3 separate regions of the Mus musculus genome follow, and all the other regions are linked to region 3. Evidence: chromatin loops called from intact Hi-C (ENCODE). Cell type or tissue: heart. All regions are shown on one strand. Region 1 overlaps 1700105F02Rik (a long non-coding RNA gene). Region 2 has its middle 34 kb from the start of 4930431P22Rik. Region 3 holds the start of Serp2 (stress-associated endoplasmic reticulum protein family member 2).

Evidence for each region. Peaks named below come from ENCODE experiments on the same cell type or tissue, not always from the same donor. Only the 100,000 strongest peaks of a DNase experiment are listed, where the experiment ranks them.
Region 1: it touches region 3 in a loop (1.8-fold over the local background); 4 of 42 quality-filtered maps call a loop at or near these places.
Region 2: it touches region 3 in a loop (1.8-fold over the local background); 2 of 42 quality-filtered maps call a loop at or near these places.

The regions. Positions count from the first base shown.
Region 1 is chr14:76,653,800-76,661,799 of GRCm38, forward strand. The region is part of intron 2 of 1700105F02Rik (a long non-coding RNA gene); the gene reads right to left. Among named protein-coding and RNA genes, the nearest start is that of 1700108F19Rik, 20 kb to the right of the region's middle. In heart, a CTCF peak has its summit at 4,512; DNase peaks (open chromatin) are centred at 3,852 and 4,602; H3K27ac peaks cover 2,043 bases.
Region 2 is chr14:76,721,696-76,729,695 of GRCm38, forward strand. No RefSeq gene overlaps it. Among named protein-coding and RNA genes, the nearest start is that of 4930431P22Rik, 34 kb to the right of the region's middle. In heart, no CTCF peak of the experiment used is centred here; DNase peaks (open chromatin) are centred at 207, 3,306, 3,676 and 4,446; H3K27ac peaks cover 1,532 bases.
Region 3 is chr14:76,553,389-76,561,388 of GRCm38, forward strand. Serp2 (stress-associated endoplasmic reticulum protein family member 2) reads right to left here and starts at 3,299. Exons shown (of 3, transcript NM_001160326.1): 1 at 3,043-3,299. The coding sequence starts at 3,126. In heart, a CTCF peak has its summit at 3,188; DNase peaks (open chromatin) are centred at 2,963, 3,093 and 5,013; H3K4me3 peaks cover 1,723 bases; H3K27ac peaks cover 2,418 bases.

The DNA of each region.
Region 1 (8,000 bases), 100 kb after region 3:
CTAACTAAAACCCTTACTATGCTTCTCCATAGATCACCACCACCACCACTACCACCAAACAAACAAACAAACACACACACAAACCCTTCTAGCCTAGGAGGTAGGGAATAGAGACATAGTTTAGTCAGCAGTGAAGTGCTTGCTATGCAACTGTGAGGACCACCTTTGTTAAAGCTAGATATGGTGTGTTATTGTAAGCCCAGGGCTATAAGCACTGAAACAGGGGACTCCAGAGGGCACTGGCCAGCTGGCCAAACTGAACCGATGAGGTCCAGGTTCAGTGAAAGACTCTTTAAAAGCGACAGAGGGCAATTGAGGGAAAGACCCAGTGTCAGCCTTTGGCCTATACATGCATCCGTATACATACATACATGTACACACGTGTATGTTTATACAAACATTCATGACACACACATGACTCAAAATATTTTCAGAGGGACTCCATAGGAGGATAATGTGTTTAACCCCAGGGGCCCAACTACATTCTTGATGAATAGTAGGGGGCATTCTCTTCATGCTTTGCTCAGAAGGAAGGAGGAAACCACACTGAGGAAGCCAGTGCCTTCTGCTCTTCTGAGCTAGGTCTGCCCTCAGGGAAGCGGCTTTATTGGGAAATGTAAGTGCGGGGATGGGAATTCTATGAATAAGTAGGAAAAATGCTAAAGAAAAAGAACACTTAGGCAGAGATGAAGACTGTTTCTAGACGTAAGACTGATTTGATGTTTTTTTTTCTTTTTTTGTTTTTTGTTTTTTTAACATGGACTGAATGTGACGCAGTTGTCGAGTGTGATGAAATTCTAAGAGAAGCCTCCAGAAACAAAATGTAAAGACAAACAAACAAGCACCCCAAACACATGGAGTATCCAATGGGACAAGAATGACAGTGCAGCATAGAGAGCCAGTCATGTAGTCTGTGACCAACCACAGCTAGCTTCTGTCACTTAGCTCCGTGTCACTTTAATAGCAGCCACAGAACAGGCAGCAACCTGGTGTCCCTGAACTTCAAAAGGACCGTGAGGTCACAGGAGAGAAAAAGAGAGGGAGAAAACTAATGGAGCATTTGGGAGTGGGGCGTGGGGAGGGGTCTTTGAAAGGCAAAACCAGAAAGATTAATGTTTCATTTGAAGACAGGCTCTTTCTGGGATTGTGGCTTACCCCCTATATATGGCTATTTCCCTCATTCAAAGGGTTTTCTTTTGTTTCTATCAATGGGCAGTTGATAGGGAATCTGATGGCTATAGTTCATGTGCTTCTTGTACATTTCTTGGCCCCTGGGGTTGGTCCTGGGTGTTGCCTGTCTCTTTACAAGTCTGCTCTCTGATAGTAGACATAACACTCTTCTCTAGCTCAGTAGAGTTTTAAGCAACAGAGCCATGCCTGGAACTGTATTCTCTAAGCACTGCCTGCAGGTTCAACCACATGGAAGCCTGTGTTTATTCTCCTGTATTACTGGGCAGCTCCTGGGGTCTGGAAAGGTCTGGTCGCTTTCTTCATGTGTTTTGGTGGAAAGGGCTCAGTGCATGCTTTAGCTAGTGTGAGTAGCCTGGGCCCTTGCCATGCGGCAATCTCAGGGTTTCATAAAACTTGAGCTGATGTCGTGAAGACTGGTAGATGTTTAGGGTGTGAGCTTATAATTACCCCTCCTTTCCTGGATGAAAATTTGATTTGAGATTAATTTCGGAATGGCGTGGTTATTTTGCGTCATTTTAGGCTGCAATGCTAAAATAGAAACTGGATAGGGAATGGTTGACTCACACTGTGATAAACTCCTTGTCACTTAATGCTACGTGACTTTGAGAATAAGATCAATCAATAATTTTGTACAGTACAAGTGCCAGAGAAGTTTCTCCGACTTGTTCTCTCTACTAATGTGTGTCATGATTACACTTTTACAAGATAGGGTATTTTAGGAGTTGGTTGTGCATGACTTGGCTTTCTCAGTCTCTCTCTCCCTCCTCCTTGTACTTATATTACCAAGCAACTCCAAATGGATTTAAGATGTAGCTTGGGGTTGTTTTTCAATGATAGTATAATGTGCTGATGACAACAGGTGACCAGGGATATTCATCTGAGATGGCAGGTGAATGTGAAGAAACTTTGGTGATCACAGACTTTAGTCTGGTGAACACAAGCTTCCACTGAAAGAGGAAGGCCAACTTCTAATCTGAATGGCTATAAGCCAGAGTCTGATCCAGGGGGTGACCACTCACTAATGGTTGGGAGGTCCCAACCATTGCCTATCTTTGGGTGGTAGAAAGAGGTATTACAGTCTAGGGACACTGGTTGGAGCTGAGGATTCAGCTACTTACTAGCTGTGGATTGTCAGGAAACTGATTCCATGTCTTGGATCCTGGTGTGTGTGTGTGTGTGTGTGTGTGTGTGTGTGTGTGTGTGTGTGTGTGTTTCGGAAGATGCTTGCCTAGTATGCAGGAAGCCCTGGGTTCAATCATTAGCACTGCAGAAACTGGGTGTGGCAGTGCATGTCTGTAATCCCACTTGGGAGGTGAAGGCAGGAGTATTGGGAGTTCCAAGTCATCACTGGCTACACAGCGAGTTAGAGGCTAGCCTGGCACACATAGACCCTGGCTCAAAAAAGAAAGAAAGGGAAGAAGACAGCAAGGAAGGAATAGAGGGAGGGAAGGAAAGTGGGAGGAAGGCAGGGAGAGAGAGCAAGAGAGAGACACACAGGGAAAGGAGAGGAGAGGGGAGGGGAGGGGAGGAGAGGAGAGAGAGAGAGAGAGAGAGAGAGAGAGAAAACAAATATGGCAGAATTTACATTATGGAGGTTATTGTGCAGATTAAATGTGCATAAAACACTCAGGCTTGAGAATTTCTGACTGAAAGTTTGTCTCTGCCCTTTGAGAAGACTATGTGTGATGTGACCTGAGGAGGCCTGGCCAGCAGTTTACCTGAAATCTTGCTGCTGCTTCTTCTCTTCCTTCCTTCCCTCCTTCCCTCCTTCCCTCCTTCCCTCCTTCCCTCCTTCCTTCCTTCCTTCCTTCCTTCCTTCCTTCCTTCCTTCCTTCCTTTCCTTTGTTTATTTATGCAATGCCAACAAATGAGCATGTGTGTCGAACCAGGCAGCTTTTGATGAATCAGATTCGGTCCTGCTTTTGCCACTCTGGTGCCAATACATATCACAGTTGCAATCTAGGGTGGGCAAGCACTGCCCTGGGAAGCACACAGTCCTCAGGTAGCATTTGGGATGGAGTAGAAAAAGAAGAGACAAGGCTGACAGAGAAAGCCTGGTAAAGGTGATGTGTTCAGACCGTGGTCTAAGAGGTGGGGGCGGGGGACGCATCACCTGTAGGCATTTTGGCTGGGCTGAAGTGTTGAGAGAGGTGGGATAATTGTGACTTTGAGATATGGTAAGATAACAATCTGCTTGTGCTGGGAGTTTTCTCTTGCCTCCCCAGTGAGGTTCCAAGCCTCAGATGTTGATCCCATAGCCTCTTTGTTCACCAAAAATACACCTCTGTGGCATTCCTCACATTTAGAACTGGAGACTGTGATATCTTCATCCACAGAAACATGATGGATTGTAGCTCAACGTAGTCAGAATGATGCTCTATCTATCTATGCTCTATAACTGCACTCCATTTAACATGTCAAATGTAGAAAAGGGGAACCGGAGCCTTTCTACTGACAATGCAGAGCACCGTGTTGGCAGATCTAGCTGTTTGACTCTGACCCGAGCTTTACGCTGGCTCTGAGTGTGTTTAAATTTGAATTTGAGTGTTTTGCTGGGCGAGGCTGTCTACACTGTGTTTCCATGACACCATCACTCCCTGCTGTTTAATATCTGGCTCCCATCCTCACACTGATTTTACCTACTTGGCCCAGGGAGCTGCTGGCCTTGGGCGGCTTTTTCTAGGCAGCAGAGGTTAGAGATGCAGCCATTGTTTCGAGCTGATTCATCATCAGCCTGATGCTAATTCACAAAGTCAGGCATGGTAATTTGGAGGGGCTTCTCAATTTCCACTAACCAAAGGCTTTTAAGTCCCTCTTCTTCAACCCCCCTCCTCTTCTTTTATCTTGCCCTCTTAACACTTTACTTGGATAACACAATCAAATCAAATTCTATATATAAAAAGCATATGGGATGCGGGAGCCCTCAAAGCACAGGGTTGAGTTAGCCATATAGAGACAGTGTAGCAGGAGGAGATGAGATGGGAGACAGACAAGTAAGGAGGGTCAGTTCTGTTGGGTGGGTTGGAGAACCAGAGAAGAGTGTTTAGGCTGTGCTGGGGATCAAGATGAGACCAGCAGGAATTAGACAAAGGCAGGTGCATTATGGGTGGAGAAAAGGGAAAGCCAAGGCTTAGACACTCGGCCTGCTGCATGTAGACACTCGGCCTGCTGCATGTAGACCCTCACAGGTCTCACAACAGAGCTGCGGTAGGTAGGTAAGCAAGAGAGGGGCTTGAACTATAGATGCTGATGCTGTGGCGCTGCCTTCCCTCCCTACCCCTTCTGCTGGCCTGCAGGGTGGTACTTGAAACTTCCTGGCAGCACGCCAAGTTGAGTCAGGCACCACGTGCTGCCCTAGAGGAAGCATGCAGCATCTTTCAAAGGTTTTTTTGTTTTTTTTTTTTTTTTTTTTTTTTAAAGAAAAGAGTCCCAGGAGAGGAGAGGGGCTGAGTCAGTCCTGGCAGGAAAGTGGAGGACACACACAGACCAAGCCCAAAATAGCTCCTGGGGGCTGAGCAGAAGGAAATTAGATAACTGGTCTGGTCTGCGTGGGCAATGCTTTTGGAAGGCCAGTAAGACGGTGAGAACAGGGCAGTGGTCCCTTCTAGAGGTCAGGAGTGAAGGCTGGCAGGGGATATCTCTGAGCACGTGATTTTTAAAACCTCAGAATACAGAGCATTCTTCAGTGGATGCTAGCCCATAGGTGGATGGCAAGCTTACTAGCCTCGCTACCTGAAATACTCTTCTACATCTTTGGAGGTCACAGACTAGGGGCGGCTTTCTGGTCGGTCTTCCTGAGTGAGGGAAAAAAATCCTGTCATTCTCCTTGTGTCACCTCCCCCTGTCTCTTGGACTGTGGTGTCCTGTTAAGAAAACACGTCAAACTTTATATGCCCCAGAACAGGGGAACGCCAGGGCCAAAAAGGGGGAGTGGGCGGGTAGGGGAGTGGGGGTGGGTGGGTATGGGGGACTTTTGGTATAGCATTGGAAATGTAAATGCGCTAAATACCTAATAAAAAATGGAAAGAAAAAAAAAAAAAGAAAACACGTCAGAAAAGCGTTTCTGTGGTCGTGGTCCCAGACCTTCTGTCTGTCTGGTTTGGGTCCTTACGTGGCAGGCCACCTGTGTAAGAATCCCCAGGGCTGGATACCATGCCAACGTGTCCAGTTGCTCTCTTTCATCACTGTGTTGTTTTTGTGGGAGCCTGATTCAGGAAAATGATGATCCCAGTCATTTACACAACCCCGAGCAGCTTGGCGTTCCCCAGGGCTGCTGCAAGGCAGTCAGGTCTACACTCCTTAAAGCCACAGGAAACAGCCAGTCCACGTTGCGCATGCACTGCAGCAGCTTCTTATAGGTCAAGGAGATTTAGATTTTGAATAAACAGGAGAGGGGGTGTTTCTCAAGCTTCTCAGAAGCGCTCGGACCTCAGGCCTGTCATCTGCTACTAAATTTGGCTTTTTTTCATCTTCCTTGCGCAGGATTCCTTGGCAGCCGTGGCACAGATTCCGGGATAGCTTTAGATAAACAACTTGGTTGCCGAGGACTGTTACCTGTTGTGGTTCCAAAAATCACCAAGGGTTGTAGAGATGACTCAGGACAAATTCAATTAAGGTGTGAAGGACAGAGAAAGTCAGTGGCGTGGCTGAGCCTTCTCGTTCGCCGCTGGTACATTTGTAATTTTCACTGGAAAAACTGCAGAAGGCGAGAGTGTTGTTGTCCTCTGAGCTTTTGCCTGGTGCAGAAATTTACATCTGTGTACTGTAAACTCTATGGACAGCTTCAGTATCCCTTGTGGAAGCCACACAGGATTCCCAGCACCCCCTCCTAGGCAGGTAGAGTGAATCTTTCCAAAGCCCCGGCGCCCTCCTGTATCCAGCGTGAGCTGCGTTCAGCATGGCATTCGTTAAGAAGCTTGCTTTCCTCTCTAGTGCCTGGGCCCCATTACAGACGTGTCTCACCCACTTTTATGTTGGAAAGAAGCTGTGCCCAGCACATAGCAGATATGTATTCAGTGCTAAGCAACATTTCTGTGGGATGATGTTTGGGGCAGGTAAACGACAACAGAGAAGGTACAAGCCTCATAGAAAGACAGACATCGGGTTAGGGTAGGAACGGATCACCCGTTTAAGAATTCACCCAGGCAGGGTTTATGTGACTTTGGGCAAAGCATCAATTTGACCTTTTGTTCCACTGACATGATAACACTGCTTTCTTTCTTGATTTGGGTAGGAGTCAAGGAATACATTAGTTATGAGTACTTTTTCCACTTAGGATGTTTCTGCCCAGAGGCACCATTACTGTAAAGGAGCCACTGTACCCAGGAGCTGGGCAAACCGCTTCCTGTGTGGGTTCTCACATTCTTTCTGGTTGACTTTGAGCAAGGTGACTATTTAGCCTGTTGGGAATGCTCACCTCAAAGGAAACTGTCAGCCCTATTTCTCAGAGCCATTCTGAGGCTCGAAGAGGTAGCACACTTGGATATGGTTTCAAGTTTATTCATGTCTATGAACTTGTGTCCTGATTCTAGTAGACAAGGAGAGAATGGACCTCTTTAGGTACCTTAATGCCTATGTATGCTCTGTGTTGTCCCATTTCATGCTCAGGCCACCAAATCTTGAATATATATATGCATGTTGGAGTGTGGGGTTGACACTAGAGTTGTGTCTTCCACGCTTGCTAAGCAGTAAGTCTGGTGTGTGTGTGTGTGTGTGTGTGTGTGTGTGTGTGTGTGTGTGTGTGTGATTTTCTGCAGTTTCTGTGAGGACGGGATGGAGACATTAAGAAGAACCTCTGCTGAAATCCCACCTTTGGGGGGCAAACAGACATTCTTCTGGTGTATCTGGACCTAGGTTGGGCACAGGGAATTCGTGTCATTCTTAAATTCATGGTAAGGTTTCATAGATAGTCAGTTCAAAGTTAAGTTCTGAGCCATGTACTGAGAGCAATGCTTGTTAAAGGACGGGTAAGAGTTAAGACCTGAAAATCTGAAACTACTGGAGAATTACTAGGAAGTACGCAATTAAGATCTAGGCATAAAGCAGGACTTTCTGAATAGGACCCCCATTGCTATGGAATCAAGGAGTAGCCCAAAGAGAGTGGAATTAAAAGGCCTTTGTACAGCAAAGGGTGTGGACAGTCAAGTAAAGAGGCAGCCCACAGACTGGGGGAGAAGCCTTTGCTCAGTTATCAATCTGATACATGGTTAGTAACCAGAATACACACTAAACTAAACACCAAGAAAACAGAATGCTCAGTCCAAAGTGGGCTACAAAATTTGACTGGAGTTCTCAACAGAAGAACTACAAATGCTTAAAAGGTGTTCAATATCCTCAGCCACCAGGAAAATAAAATGTCAAACCAGTTTGAGATTCTCACTCATCAGAAGGACTACTCTGTTTCTGTTTCTCTCTTCAAGATGCTATGGGCTATGAACTCCCAGGGGAGGAAAGAGAGAACGGCTGTAGGGTGTCTGGTGGAAGCTGAGAGTCAGGGGTAATCTTTTTTTTTTTTTGGGGGGGGGGGTTGTTGTTGGTTTTCTTGAGACAGGGTTTCTCTGTGTAGTCCTGTCTGTCCTGGAACTCACTCTGTAGACCAGGCTGGCCTTGAACTCAGAAATCCGCCTGCCTCTGCCTCCCAAGGGCTGGGATTAAAGGTGTGCGCCACCACCGCCTGGCAGAGGCAGGGGTAATCTTAAGCCTGTAATGCTGGTAGAAATTGGGGGTCCACTTATTACAGTAACCCTTTGTGTGCCTCCTCCTTGCTATACAATGACCTCAAGGGGCCTGATTTTTTTTTTTGGCCACAG
Region 2 (8,000 bases), 170 kb after region 3:
GCAGGCCTAATAAAGTAGGCAGGATTGGCTAACATAACAGGGGAGGTGACTGTTCCCAGCTACAGGAGACTGGTAATGAGAACAGGCATGAACTGTGAGGTCAGTTCGACTTCAGAAAGCTCTAGAATAGAGCTGTGGCGCAGACCTGTCATGCTAGCTTCAGCAGGCCAGATCTCCCCACTTGACTGCTCTCAGCAACTGTGGGCTCTGCTTTCTCATGAATCCGTTTCCTGAGCACGCATAGCCCAGACTTGAACCTACTAGAGCACATAAACAAAATCCTGCTGACGTTAGGAGCTATTAAAACTTCTCGAATTAGAACATGAGTAAGACCCATTACGTACTTCCTGGCCCCACAGAAAAATAAAAAAGAGGTTCTTGCTTCAAAAGTAGAGATTTTAAAGATGCAGTATCAGAGCTCCGAGCCAAATGAGGGGCCCTTTGAAGCGGGGGGTCCTATGTAATTCCATAGATCTCCAACTGGAAGCTGCCATTGACTATGGAGAAAGGTTTAGTAAAGGTTAGGCAGTCATGGACACACTAGAGGGATAAGGTAGGAGCTGACTCAATCATCCTTGGAGGTGGATCTGAGGTAAGGCGGGATGTACAGGGCAGTCATGGGAGCGTAGCATGAAATAGAGCAAGCCTAACTGATGATAGAGTATCAGACTCAGGGATGTTTCTGGGGCTTTCCAGAGTTCCCAGCACAAGGGAAGCATCAGGGCCCTGGAGGAATCCCACAGCATTGGTCTGGTCTGTCATTAATTGCTGCTGAGAGTTGCCGCAAGCAGAAATGAGTAGAATTCAAGAGATGAAGTGGTAAACAAGGGATTTTGTTCAACAAAGGGAGCGTATCTGGATATCGGGTCATTGCCCAACAAACTCATAAACTCAGTGAGGGAGATGGATGAGAAGGCACTGGGAGACAGCACGATGTCTCATGTGTCTGGCTTCCCAGGGAGACAAGAATGTATGCCTAGGAGGATTGACAGGGACCTCCTCAAACTCCAGTCTGTCCAAAGGTGTCAGACATCAATAGCCGCGGCCATCATGGCCACGTGAGAACACAGGGGTGCCCAGAAATATCAAATTTGTACATATAAACCAAATCTCTCTTAATCTTGAAATGATGAGTACTAGGTAGAAATGTTTAAAAATTCTGCAAGCCAATGAGAATAATGTAAACCTTCCATCTAGCACACAGAAGGCAGCACAGAAGGCAGGTTCAAACCCTGTCTCTGCTTCTACCAACTGCGGCTGTGGTCCTCAGGTTGAACCATACAAGGCCCAAACTTCCATACTAATGTGGCTATAACTTCAGCCTTCCAAGGGGTGTGGTGCAGACTCAGAAATGTCATTTAGACAACAGACAGTGGCCATAGAGAAGCTAAATTTTGCTATTAGTTATTTCTATCCGGAGACATCTAACACCAGCCAGGCTCTTTGCTGTGCATTTTGTGTATTTCTCTTTTCCTTTGTACTCTCAATCATCTTGGGAAGTAGGCTCAATGCTACTTACAAAGCCATTTCCCGAAGGTTAGGTAGACAGGAGGGTTCAGCCTTGTAAAAGCCACTTGCTCCAAATGAGTCTCCAAGAACGTACAGCAATTCAAAATCTCATTATCTCTGCCTTCAGAGGAGATGCTTTTTTATATAATTTCTGTTCTCTATTATGGGCTTGAGTGTTTTCCTTTGGAAGTTTCTAGACAGAATGTTCTAGCAAAAGGTATTTTTTTAAGAGAAAAAAATTAATAATGAAACAAATTGCAAAAAGGAAAAAAAAGAGATTCCTCTGATGTCATCAAGCTCACATGCACATGTCACATGTCACACGTATGTGTATGTGCACATCTAGGTCTCCTCAAGACAAATGGAGAAAAGGTACCAGCACAACATTCCTCGCATCCTATGGATTGTTAAAGAATGCTGTTTACCCACATTTCTCTGGTTTTTGTTTTTTCTTTTTTTCAATTCCACATGACAGTTATCACATTCCTCATCTGCATCAAAGTGAAGAAGTAAAAACCTCATGGTTAGGACAGTAGGCACAAGCCCTAAGGCAAGGGATTAACAGGAGTAGACTGCCTCCCCTGGGTCCACAAAGGAATGGTGACAGGTGTCAGAGCCAAGCATGGGGCGCCAGGGCCTCTGGGGCCCACAAAGCAATTAGTGACTTGCTCAGTGGCCGAGTTTCATGAATTTATCTCCTCTAGTCTTGCAAACCGACCATTCCTCTCTTCTGCTTGAGGGTGTCAGATGAGGCTGCTTGCTTAAGATCTTACAACAATCAGACTTTTCTTTGTTAAAAACAGTGACAAGGAAGGGTGGAGAGATGGCTTAGTGGGCAGCACACTTGCCGTGCAGATGTGAGGACATGAGTAAATCTCCAGAACCCAACTAGCAGCCTGGAGTGGTAGCTTAGCTTTAATTCTAGTTTCCCTAATGGAGAGATGGAAGGCAGGAACAGGAGAAACCCCGAAGTTCACAGGTCAGCTAGTTCAGAGTGGGACACCCTTTCTCAAACGATGTGAGGACTGCTACCAAGGTTTTCTCTGACCTTCATATTTTCTCCATGCCCGTGGTCTTGTGTGTGCGTGCGTGCACATGTGTGCACATACACACAGAGAGACAAAGAGACAGAGAGAGAGATAGAGACAGAGGGACAAAGAGAGATTTAATAAAAAGGAAATGTAAACATTTGTAGCATTGCCAAGTCTAAAATGAGCAAGAATCATAGCTTGTCCTGGAACAAATTTTACAGCATTCGAATAGTGAGTGGAACTGGGGGTGAGGGGGTGAGGGCCCAGCTGGGCCGACCAGAAGGATGGGATTCATGGTAGGCAGCCCTGTTAGACTCCTTTGACACTCGCCAAGCCAGTAAGGCTGAGAGCGCGATGTTCTCAGGCCCAGCCTTGACAATGGCATGCTTTATATCACTCCCAAAGCTGAGAATGGCTTTCCAGCCTGCAAAGGGGAGCTTTCTTCCGAACCTGAGAGATGGGAGGGCGATTTTGTGTCCATGTCCATGACCCCCCCCCCCTGCCCCAGCAGAACAGACTCAAATGGAAATGCCACCTGGCAAGGACATTCGCCTAAACAATCCACATTCTATTTGGGAGGAATGCCTGTCTTCTCAGGGTATGTTTGAGGCTCTGATGTCCCTCCTTCCCAATCACCATAATGAGATTGAAGCCATCCTCCACCCAAGGGCCTTAGGACCCGAGGACTTTCTCAGAAACTAACTAAAGCTCCACCCAAGCCAGCTGATATTTTTAGGCCCCGGGCTCCCGGATGCTTAGATGTTCTGTTTTCCTTCTGATTTTCTGGATCCTCTCAGCTCAGCAACAATAATGATTGCAAGTGACTGCAAAAATCTCTTGCACAGATCGAAATGATTCAGACAGCAATGGGTTCCCTGGGTCACCTTCCGGGATTAGCAAGATGCTTTAGCAAGCTCAGCTCTGGCCAAGGTTGTGTTCAAATGCTTACAGGAAACGGGAATCAACAAAAGGAGAGACGCCTGCCCACGTTGAATGTGCAGTCTCAGCCTGGTCTACAGAGTGAGTTCCAGGACAGCCAGGGCTATACAGAGAAACCCTGTCTCTAAAAACCAAACCAAACCAAACCAAACCAAACCAAACCAAACCAAACCAAACCAAAAAACAAAACCAAACAAAAGCGTGCAGTCTCAAGTGAGACAGGGGCACAGAGCCAGACTCATGGGCTTCAGGATAGACACAGCCTCCAAGGTATGAATCATGCAAGCCCGCTTCCAAGCCAATGGGTTGAACTCAAATCACATCTGCCAATATAAATTGTATTACAAGGCTGAGCAGGTTTCTCTGCTGGCAAACCACCACTCCTTTGCCTCTTCAGACAGTGAGGGAGTTATCTATCTTACAGCACAACGTGTTATTTCTACGGACAAATGTATGGATCTCCGTGGTTGTCAGCAAATCCCAGTGGCTCCCTGGTACCATCTTGCTGGAGGGACTGTCCCCACCTTCTCTCTATTGTATGATCCACTTTCTTAAGAGTTCCTGTGGAGATGAGAAGATGACTGTGGGTGGGAGGAGAGACTAGAAGAAGTCTTGGATGAAGAGAGTGCAAGGCAGGGGCCCCTCCAAAGGTCTTCTGGGAACAGTCCATGTTTAGAAAGGACCTTCTTAACTGTCATTAGTGATAGGGTCTTGGCAACTGTCTTTGGTGAGTTTCTTGGTCAATGGGGAGTTCTTGAAGTTTAGTTTCTTTATCTGGGTCATTGTTATTTTACAACAATAGTAAATGACATTTCCCCCAGGGGGGTGGCTGTTGAAGATAAGGACTGGGGACACAGGGTTCTCAGTCAAGTTACAGGCACTTAGTAAATGGAAACCTGGATCAGTTGGAGACAGCTGCACGTACAAGCGCACTGAAGGCACACTGTGTATATATAAGGAGAGGATTGTAGAGTTGGTTGCAGTTGGTTGTGCATGGGGAACTTTGGGGGCTACACATATGGCAATCCAGGTCAGCTCTGGGAAATTTCCTCTTAAATGAGACATCTTCCCAGGGGATGCCCTTGGCACGGCTGGGTTCCATGGGACTTCCTGATGGGTTGATTTTTGTCAGGGCTTCCTTGCAGGGCCTATGGAAGCTTCTGTTCCTGCTGGTAAGGGTGTGCTCAGCTCCCACTTGTCTAGGAGTCCAATGTAGCAAGGACAGACACAGGATGCTCAGTTACCTTCCCCATCTCGAATGAGTAATGAGTCACTTGGTTGTGTGTACCTGAGATTTTTATATATTACAAAATTCACTGGCATATGAAATTACGTTTAAATCTGTGCCCTGTGTTGTATGTGACAAGCCTCTTCCTGCCATGCCAGTGTCTATGGAGATTAAAGGGAAAACTCAGCAGGATGGTCCCCACTGCCATCTTGTGAAAGAGGAGTTAGCTATTGTTATGGTTTATATACACTGGCTTAGGGAGTGGATCTATTAGAAGGTGTGGCCCTGTTGGAGTAGGTGTGTCACTGTGGGTGGGGGTTTTAAGACCCTCATCCTAGCTGCCTAGAAGTCAGTATTCTGCTAGCAGCCTTCAGATGAAGATGTAGAACTCTTAGTTCCTCCTCCACCATGCCTGCCTGGATGTTGCCATATTTCCACTTTGATGATAATGGACTGAACCTCTGAACCTGTAAGCCAGCCCCAATAAAATGTTGTCCTTATAAGAGTTGTCTTGGTCATGGTGTCTGTTCACAGCAATAAAACCCTAACTAAGACAGCTATGTTCCGCACAGCTGGATCAACTCAGACAAGCCAACAAAGACCACACAAGGGTCCTGTGTGAAGATTTACTTTCAGGTCGACTCCTTAATGGCCTCTTGGGATCAGGGACATCAGGATTGCTACCCTGGACTGAGCCTCAAGGAAAGGAAAAGAAAAATGTGAAGATGTAAAAATAACGGCCACACTGAGATGGAGATGACAGTGGGAGAAACTTGAATAACTAATTTCTTAATCATATGTAGCAGAGAAAAAAGCCAATACTGCCTAAAATACTGGATACCATTCTAAATATACAAGTTAACTTTAGGCGCAGAGCCAATAAAAACACCTTAAAAAGAATTAAAGCTTCCAAACTCAAGAAATTACCAGTGGTATAAGAAAGTGTAAGGGCTATAGGTTATTCTTTACCCCTTAGAACAGAAAGGAAAGAAAATAGGGCCAGCGAGATGGCTCAGAGGGTAAAGGAGCTTGCTGCCAAACCTGACCACCTGAGTTGGATCCTAGAACACAAACATACGCTAAGAAAATAAACATTTTAAAAGATGGGTGCTTTATGAATGCTTAGAAAAATGCTTACAAACCAAACAAAATGAGAACAAGCAAAAAGACAAAATTTTTTGAAAACTTATAAAGATATCTACACATGTCAATTATATGGTTTTGATAGGTTTTAACATTTTATATATATTATATATATTATATATTATAAATTGTTGTTGTTGTTGTTTAGATCTGAAGTCAGTGACTGTTAGCCCAGGCCAGGAGGGCTTCGCTCTTGGCATGCGCATGCTGTGCTGTCCCCTCCCATCTGATGTCAGAGCCTGTCTGTGGCCTTTGTAGTCTCTGTAAGACTACAATGAAATGATATGTCGCCTCTGAGCTTTAGGTCATGCATGGCTCTGTGGGGGCTGGAGGGGCACTCTGCTGTAACAATGCTTACTGTTCTTCCAGAGGACCTGGCTTTGGTTCCTAGCATCCGTGTTGGGTGCTAACAGCTCCCTGTAGCTCCAGCTTTAGGGATCCAGTGCTCTCTCTTGTCTCTGTGGGTACTGCATTTATACACACAAAGCCACAACACACACACACACACACACACACACACACACACACACACACACACAGAGAGAGAGAGAGAGAGAGAGAGAGAGAGAGAGTTTTAAGATAAAAAGAAATGAAAAAGAAGACAGCATGGCTTTTATTTTGCACCCATGCTGTCTCTGTCTCTGTTGGGTTCCTCACTAAGGAGGAAATCAATTGTCACCTTGAACAGCTGATCCACGGGGCTGCCACATCAGATGCCCTCAATACCTATGTAGAGCCCTCCATCGTTACTAATTGCAAAATGAAGAACTTCACCCTTAGAGGACAAGTTACATAATGGGAGAAACTATTTACAAAACTCACATCTGAAAAATGACTGATATCTAAAGCCTCAAAACTGAACTGCATAGAACTTAAATGTTGTGTCAAAAACAAAACAAAACAAAACAAAACAAAAAACAAAACCAAAACCAAAAACAGACAAAAGAGACAGGAGGACATTGCCCCCAGAAGAATGTACAAAGGACAACGAACAATTATGAAGGTGTCCACATCAGCAGCCACTAGAGAAATGAGAATCAGGCACGCTGAGACATCACCTCTCCGTGTAGCAAAATAAACAAGAATCTCATGGCAACATCCATGGGTGAACTGATAAGCAAAGGAAGCTGCACTCAGGACACAAAACTGAGCTCCGTAGTAAACAGACAAAACTAAAGATTCAACCTCCATTAGTCTCCAGGACTACACAGAGTGGGGGAAAAAAAACCAAACCCCAAATTACATACCATGCAGTTTCATCTCCACAACATTGTCTTGAAATGACAAATGTACAGGAATTGAAGCCGGATTGGTGGTTTCCGTGGTCACCAATTTTGGGGAGAGAGGAGTTGAGAAGGTGTGGCTAGAGCAACAACCAGGGATCCCACCAGTAGCTTGGCTGTGACACAGTTTCACAGGATGTTGTCATCAGAGGAAACTGGGGAAAGGGTTATTTCTTACAAGTGCATGTAAATACAAAGGGTGGCTCTTTAAAGTTTAATCAAGATAGCCTGAATGCAGCTTTAAAACAGGTCGCTTCTGTGGGGGTGGACTGGGTGGGCGGGGTTTGGAGGTGTGCTCCTGTGTCACCCTGAGCTTGTGGCTGTTGGAGGACAACTTGGAGGAGTCGTTTTCTGTCCTTCCACCATGGGGACACCGGGGATGGAAATCAGAGCAGACCCCCACACTTGGTGGCCAATGCCTTCACCTGTCGAGCCATCTTGCTGGCCCTGTTTTATTTATCTATTTTTAATTAAAATGAAAAGGTGGACCTGGTAGCATATATGTATAATCTTGGCACTTGGGTGGTTTGAGGCTGGAGGATTGCTAGTTCTAGATCAGCCTGGGCTACACAAATAATAAACTCCTAACCTTGGGAAAAGTCTATTTAATATGTACTACAAAGGAGAAGCTATGATATAATCATTGAGAAAAGAACAGACAACTCAGTTGACGAAGGAGTAAAAGCTACTTATAATTCAGACTTAAACTAAAAAAAAAAAAAATGCAAATATCGATGTAGTGATGCTAATAGGAGTGTGGTTGTGTTCCTATCCTCAGTTTAGCATCTTACAAACAACACACCCTCAAAACGTGTTTGTTCATCAATAGGATAAATATCTTAACTTTCTCAAGGCGTCTTTCATGAG
Region 3 (8,000 bases):
CGGTGTATGTAATACAAAACCCTTTTGGATGACATGCCCCAGTGAATGGAAATTAGTTGTGGGCTTTCAGAGCTCTGGAACACCCGGCTGATCATAACACCAGTACATCCCCTTCAGAGAGTCATAATTTTTCCTGGAAAGGGTACCAGTACAACCCCACTGGGACAAGTCACACAAGCACCATTATACTGCTGCAAAAGACAGAGGAAAAGATTTTCTACAGCGATTCTGTAAAGAGCAAGGCTCACCTCAGACATGAGGGCCCAACACATGAAGGGCTGTCTTTTTCTTTGATAAAACCCTTGCTGGGCAGCTCAGAACCCTACAATCTGAAGTCCATTTCACTGTGGAGGATTTTCTACTGTCCAATCCCCAAACAGCCCTGCCATTTCTGTTTCTTGTCTCAATCTGCTATCTGGGAGAAAAACATTCATTTACCCAAAGCCATTAGCTAATCTGCCCACATACAGTGACAGAGGCTGACAGTGAGCTTGGTTTTTCAACTGGAACTTGCAAAACTGTTCCCATTTACTTAAGTCTATCCAGAATTAGTTACTCCTGTTTGGCCTCAGAAGGGGACAAGGGACTGAGGAGCATGTTTTACATATCAAAGCAGACCTGGCCTCCAGGTCTCCCAGCATCCTTCAATCCCTACCTGGCATAACCTGCCCCCAACCCTGCCAGCCCAGAGGTTGGGCCAGGGCTGTCCTTCTCCCAGAGGCTCTTCCCTATATATTATCCACACATTTTGGTTTCCCCTCTCTCTGTTTCCCTCTCTTTCTTCTGTGTGCACCCTTCCTCTCCCCACCACCCCATGGTGACTTCCGTAGCCTCCTTCTGTGGGGCCAGTGAACTCGCCCAAGAACACCTTCTGAGTAAGCCTGCCTTTAATCAAATCTAATCTGACTTGAATTGGCTCCCTTCACTGACAGAGAAATAACCTAGCAACTTCTACCAGAGTATAACCATGTTGGACTTGTAATTAAAACAACAAGATTCAGGATTTACAGAGAGAAATTTTATTTTCTTTTTGGATGCCGATACACTTACAATACGGCTAACCGAAAGACCCTTCAAAACAACTGAAAACAAACATCTATTGGGGCATGGTTTTGAAGCCTTTCATTACAGAATTAAGTCTGGTCAATTACAGGTCCTCAGAGGCGCCAGGCACTGCTGAGGAGGGCCATCCATGGTATAGCAGAACCTGTCAAGTGCACTTATGCCATACATTAAATATAATTTAAATGTAGCTGGAAATGTTGAGTTGGATTGCAGATGGTGAGTTATATCCACTCCACGGCGGTTTACCATCTTCTTTTCTTATTTTGAAGCCAACAATTTTTTTTTTTTTTTTGCTTTGTTTTAGGCCCTCAACATTCTCTCAAGTTCACAGAGGCTGATGGAGAAAATAGCCCTGCAAATTAGTTCTTGGTGTCCTTGCCCTCGCCCTCACATAAGCTGTCAACTGAGATCATTTTACATCTCTTTTGTTTTTTGTTTTTTCGAGATGGGATTTCTCTGTGTAGCCCTGGCTGTACTGGAACTCACTTTGTAGTCCAGGCTGGCCTCGAACTCAGAAATCTGCCTGCCTCTGCCTCCAAAGTGCTGGGATTAAAGGCGTGCAATACCACTGCCCGGCTTCATTTTACATCTGAACTCAGATTCCTTCGTTCATTAGAAAGAGCCACAGCTGCTTATTCCACTATGTCAGCAAATAGGTCTGCCACCTTGAGAAGGAAGAAATGATCTACTTTGAGCATAAAATAATTGCCTTTAATGCCAACTTGGGCAGTGGCTCCCTGCCCTGACCCAGTAATAAAACCTCATAGGGGAAACAGATTCCTGCGAAAAATATGGTTCCCATTCTATGGCGCCTTGGCATTTTGTCCCCTCCAATCATAGCTAAATGCTCTAGTTCCCCAAAAGAAGGAATTTTAAGGGTTACCTCAGCCTGGGGCTGTGTACAAAGCTCTGAGTAGTTTGACGCCATGGCTTCTCTGCCACAATTCTGCTTGGTTTAACAAGAATTCCGGTGTGATGACTACACAGCCAGCTTTTCCCCTCAGTTAATCAAACCAACATAATTTCTTTGCTAAAAGGCATTGCCTCATCAAGTCTGCGTTTCCAGACAAACCCAAGCTTCGGCTGGACTTCCCCATAATCGTATGGGCTAATAGATTCCAGGCGCCTTTGCAAACCAGTTCTTCGCAACGATGCAAACCCACACAAGCCTTGGATGGTTCAAAGTCACAGGCCTGACATTTTCTGGAGCAGATAACTTGGTTTCCTAAAGGAAATCTCTGCACTTAAGGTACACAGTTTACTTAAGATTCCAGGGGTAAAGCTTTAATACACAGTCTGGGAGCAAAGAACCTCGGGCACTAAGCTGGTCGCTACAGTTACAGCATCATAATGCGCCAGAATCCATACGGTGAATTATAGGCAGTAACGATGCACTCAGCTTTGGCTGAGGCGGCTTCAGTTTGCAAGAGAAAGAGGAGGGTGAAGAGAAATGTAGCTCGGAATCTCACGCCCTACTTTTATACCATATATATAATATATATGTACACACACACACACACACACACACACACACACACACACACAGGGAGAAGAGACAGACGATCACAAAAAGGGTGGAAAGAAAAATCTTAGCATGGGGGTGGGGAGAGAGTCCAGGGGCGGAGCCTGGAAGCTGTGGATAAGTGGCATTCTATCATTCGTTCATCCTTTCGTTCATTCATTCACTTAGTAGGCTCCCAGCCCAGTTGGCTTCACTGGCCCCTAAGATGCAGCTTTTAGCCTTTTTCAAGGACGATGGCTCCTTCTCTTGGGGAGTCTCCACCAACCAGAGCCCTCTCCGCCCACGAGAAAGCAGAGCAGTCTGCGCCCCCCAGAGCCCCGCTGGGTCCCCCAGCCTGCGGGACCCCGGAGGAGGGGCCGGGAGGCCTGGCTCCGAGCCCACGGCCCGCCCGCCCCGCCCCGCTCCGCCCCGCGGGTCCTGCCAGCTCGGCCCGGCCGGCGCCGCCCCCGCCTTACCAGGGTTTTGGCTACGTTTCCCCTCTGGGTGATGTTTTTGCTGTGCTTCTCGTTAGCCATCCGGATCCGCTGTTTGGCCACCATGGCTTGGGCGCTTGGGGATGCTCTCGACTCCCACCTGCAACGATGGCCGGGGTGAGCCGTAGCCGCAGCGCCCCGCGGCTTGCCCGGGCGCTGCAGGTGGCAAGGCACGGCCGAGCCCCGCGCACCCCGCTCCCGGAGCCCCAGCCAGCCGGCTCCAGAGAGAGGCCAGCGCGCGGACGGAAGTAATCTCTCATCTCAGGAAACCCTCTCCGACTTCCTCGCCATCCTTCCGGTCCCCCCAGCTACCTACCCTGCGCGGCCACCGAGGCAGGAGGCGGGAAGCGAGAGGCGGGCGCTGACACAGCGCCGCGCGCCAAGCCCAAGGGCACCGTGGCCCGGGGTGTCCGGGTCCTGAGATCGAACGCTGCGGGGCATAGGGTTCGGGCGACCCGGCGTTTGTGCGTGCGTGGGGGGTGGGGACGCAGCCGCACCCAGCCTGGTGACCTCTGACTGTTTCCTGACCACCTCGGGACAGGCAGGGATTGGGGCGCTGGTGCTTCAAGCTGAAGGCTAGACCCTAGGCATCGAGCGCTGAGTCTCAGAGCTGAGCCTGGCCAGGTTTGGGTAGTACTGTTGGGAAACACCCCAAAAGAACCTGCCCTTTAGGTGTCTGAGGAAACCCCACTTGGCAAGTTGGGTTGTGCAAAAAGAGACCCTTTGTGACATGGGACGAAGAGCCAAGAAGCCTCTTTCTGGTCCCTGAAAAATGTGGATGAGGGTGGAGTTGGACCAGACCTCACCTTGGCAGTGGTGGTCATCACACTAGCAGATTGCCCCAGAAACCACTGAGTGCATAGAGGGCAAAGGGTTCATGAGCCTACAGTACAGGAAGAATGGATGGCCACTGCCCATAACCAAAGTGTTGACCAGGCTTGGACTCTTATCCCCCACTGCCCCACCACCACTACTGTCTTGGGGCATCTTGGACCTTCAGGCATCCCTGTTCTATGGGGTACTAAGTGTGAGCTCCCAGACAGCATTGGGAGTTTCTCTGCAGTGAAAGGACAAAAATCAATATTTGAATATCCAGATGCTGACCCCGAGATTTAGCTAGGGGAGGAGTGGGGGCTGAACCGCTTATCTTTCCTCAACAAATATGGCTCCTTGGAGCTCAGGAGGGACATCTGGAGAAGTGGGAAGAGGTGGTCCAGGGTTAGGACAATACAAAATAGCACTCAAGGGTAAGGAGTGAGAGCTGTGTAGACCAGATATGTCGGATGCATCTCTGATCCTATCTATCTGTGCCTGGAGGATGCTTCAATAGGCTCTGGTATGGGTAGAATTTCTTATGTGGGTAGAAAGCTAGGAAGAGCTCTTTAGGATACGGTTTATCTTAGAGTTTCTGTTGGGATGAAACTCAAGCAGGGCAGAAACCTGGAAGCAGGAGCTGATGCAGAGGCTGTGGAGGGTGCTGCTGACTGGCTTACTTTTTCTGGCTTGCTCAACCTGCTTTCTAATAGAATCTGGGCCCACCTGCTCAGGGATGGCACCACCCACAATGGGCTGGGGCCTCCCCTTCAATCTGTAATTAAGAATATGCCTTACAGCTGGAGCTCATAGTCTCATTTCTCAACGGAGGCTCCTTCCACTCTGAAGACTCCAGCTTGGGTCAAGTTAGACAAAACCAGCCAATATACCCTTCTATCAACTGGTTAGAAATCTCTTCACTTGAATGAGCAGCTACTGGCTTCATTAACAGTATGAGCAGCCACCAACATCACAGGACCACTTAAGTCTGACCTATTCTGGTCCCTGATTTTAAGGACCACTGTGGGGAGCGGTGCGGCTGCAGGACCCGTGAAACCCACTTGTTTACTGCCTTGCCAGAGCATGCACAGTGAGGCTGCATGCGTGGGCTGCCTGCCAGGCTGGACTGTTCCTTGTGGTCAGGACCTGTCAGCCTATCTGTGAACGACCTGAGCTCGTGCCTGGAGCGTGTGTGAATTCTGATTGGATGAGGTGGGGTGGAGCTAGAAGGAGGTGAGTCTGTGCAAATAGTGAAGAGAGGAGTTTTAGCCCTTGCCGTGAGTAGAAGTACTAGAAGAGAAGCTGTTGTAATAGGAGTTGTTTTAGCCCTTGCCCTAAGAAGAAGCTGCTGGGGAAGAGAGCTGTAAAAGAAAAAGCCTGAGTAAAGTTGCTGCTTGAACCCAACTTGGTGTCTGTGTCGTTCGTGTCGCCGCCTCAGAGGACCAACGACAGACCACCACTGGCGTTTAAGTAGGGGAAGTGTTTCCTGAGCAGGGGGGGCTATTGTATAAGACCCACAGGTGCTTCTGCCTGTCCCTCACTTATTTCAGTAACTGGGCAGAAGCAGGGTAAATTCTCACCGAAGCTGACCAGAGCCCAGGCTCTAGGGGACATTCAGAGAAGTGAGGCTGATAGGTAGTTTCCACTTCTGGACTGGAAGCAGGGTGTTCCTCGCTCCACAGAGGCAGCCAACCGTATTGAGGAAAGATTATTATTTCTTGTTCGTTGTTTTCTGTGTGTTAGGGAACAATCTTACTCCTTTAATTTCTACTTTATGACATTTTGAATTAGTTTTTATTAAATTGAGGACCTGTCCACAGTAAAAAGTCCAGTGAAAAGTCCTCCACTCCCACATTTTCTACTGCCTGCCTGCCTGTCTGTCTGTCTGTGTACCTACCCACATATCTGTCATCAACCTGCCTATTTGTAGAGTCCCTTCAGAAGTCCAAACAGAAGCAGAGGATGGTGATGACTATCGACTCCTATATTTTGGAGGCCAACACAGGGGAATCTCTAGTTGAAGTCCAGCCTAGGCTGTATATGAAGACCCTACTCTACAAGAAAAACAAGACTTTTGGTCCTGTTCTCAACCTCTAGGGAAGGAAGGAGGGCCAAGAGTTGAGTTGATTACCAGGCCAATGAAGCAATCAACCACATCAGAATAATAAAGACTTTATAGAATCCCTAAAAGATTTCATTGAGTGAGCCACTGGGTGGCCAAGCGTGGGTAGGCTCCCAGAAGGTGTGGAAACTCTGGCCTGATCCCCTTAACCCTGACCTTTGTTCCTCTTCAGTCTGCTGCTTTGTGAAACCTTTATAACATATGCTCAGTGTTTTCCTGAGCTCGCTGAAACATTCTAGCAAACTGCTTGTTGTAGTTACTCTTATTGCTACAACCAAATACCCGAAGACATTAGAAAGAAGGGTTTGTCTGGGCTCACAGTTGAAGGATAATTCATCATGGCGGGCTGTCCTGGCAGCAGGAGTTTGAGGAAGGTGGTCACAACATCTGGGAAAGAAACAATGAACAATGCAACTGTCTGTGGGGTTTCTCCTCTATTTGTGTCTGGAATCATAGCCCATGGAATGGTGGTGCCCACAGTTAGGTTGGATATTTACCACTTCAGTTAACCAAATCTAGAAAGTCTCTCACAGACTTCCAGTGGTTTGTCTTCGAGATAATTCTAGGCCATGTCAGGTTCATAATCAAACGAACCATCATATTAATCAGATCGCATTGAACCATGGGAGCCCCAGTCTGTCCCCTGTTGCTTTAGATGCACAGATTATACTGACTGGGATCTGGCATCTGAAGCAGGGCAGGCTTAGAGACTGAGGCCTTAACCTGTGGGGTTGAACGATACCTCCTGGTTTATGGCATCCATATCCGAGCTGAGTTGAATTAGGGGTCACTTGGCTGGTGTCCACTCCAAACTTTGCTTGCCAGTGTTGAAGCAGTCCCCCTTTCTCATTTGTCAGAAAGTCCTGCTGAGTATGAAATTGCAGGGCTTTGCTCTATCACTACAGTGGAATTAGGTTCTTGCTAGTGAAATTTGTATAATTTCTGTCAGTGGAGTTCCTGGTTCTGGAATGAGAAAACGTCCTATTGTGACTGTCCCTTCCCTTGCTTTACCCCTCCCCCACCCCGCCTTTGTCCTGTTGAGTCAGGCCAGCGCCATAACTGATCTCATTTCTGCTTATTGCCCAAGGAGCCTCATGACTGGCCGTGGAAAGTTGTCCCCTCTTTTCATGGATGCTCTTCTTTCTGTGCTCCGCCTCCAGCCTCCCTTAAGCCAGAAGCTGCAGCGGCTCCCATAACCTAGGTGCTCTGTCAGGAGCTGGATCCCAGCATCGACTCCACAGTAACAACTGGGCTCAGAAGGAGCCAAGTGTGGAGCTGTTCTGCACTTTGGGGAGACGTTGATAAGAGTTGAGTTCCTTGGATTTGTCCGTGCTGCCAGCAGGAATTTTTGTCAAGTGTCAGCACCATGCTGTGTTCAACTACAACCTCTAAAGCCTTATGGGTATTTAACTTTGAATTTTAGCCTTTACAGAAGAATTCCTAACAAGCCAATGCACATGAAACTGAAATCTGCCCCCACTGGATTTATGAGAGACTGGGTTTTACCCATCTTAAAAAGAAACGATGCTTCATCCAAGGACCCAGATGCTGTCCTGTTGAGCTGTGATGTAGAGGATGCCTGACATTTTTCTGCAGCAGAGTATGTGTGAACCTCCCCTACTATGTGATTCTTGGGATGTTCCCTCCCACTACAGAGCATAAGGAAATACATTTGGTCTCTCAATCCCTGACAGCTAGGACCAGTTATTAAATACTCCCATTTCAAACTTGAATTCTTGATCCAGTGATAAAAAAGAGAGGGGGGGGCATTTAAAACTTCCTCTTGGTGCTGGCAACAGGCTTCCTGCAGCCATGGTGGTGAGTCCCCAACAGTTATTCCTCTGCTACCTGAAATCCATCCGTTCCTCCTTTGCTTCTATTGCCCAGGGTTTGTTGGTAAGCACACAAGAACTCTAATACAGGTGAGAACAACCCCACCTACACATCTGGGATGCTTGATAAGTGTAGCAGACAAATCAGGCATTGATAACAAATGGCCTTTCTT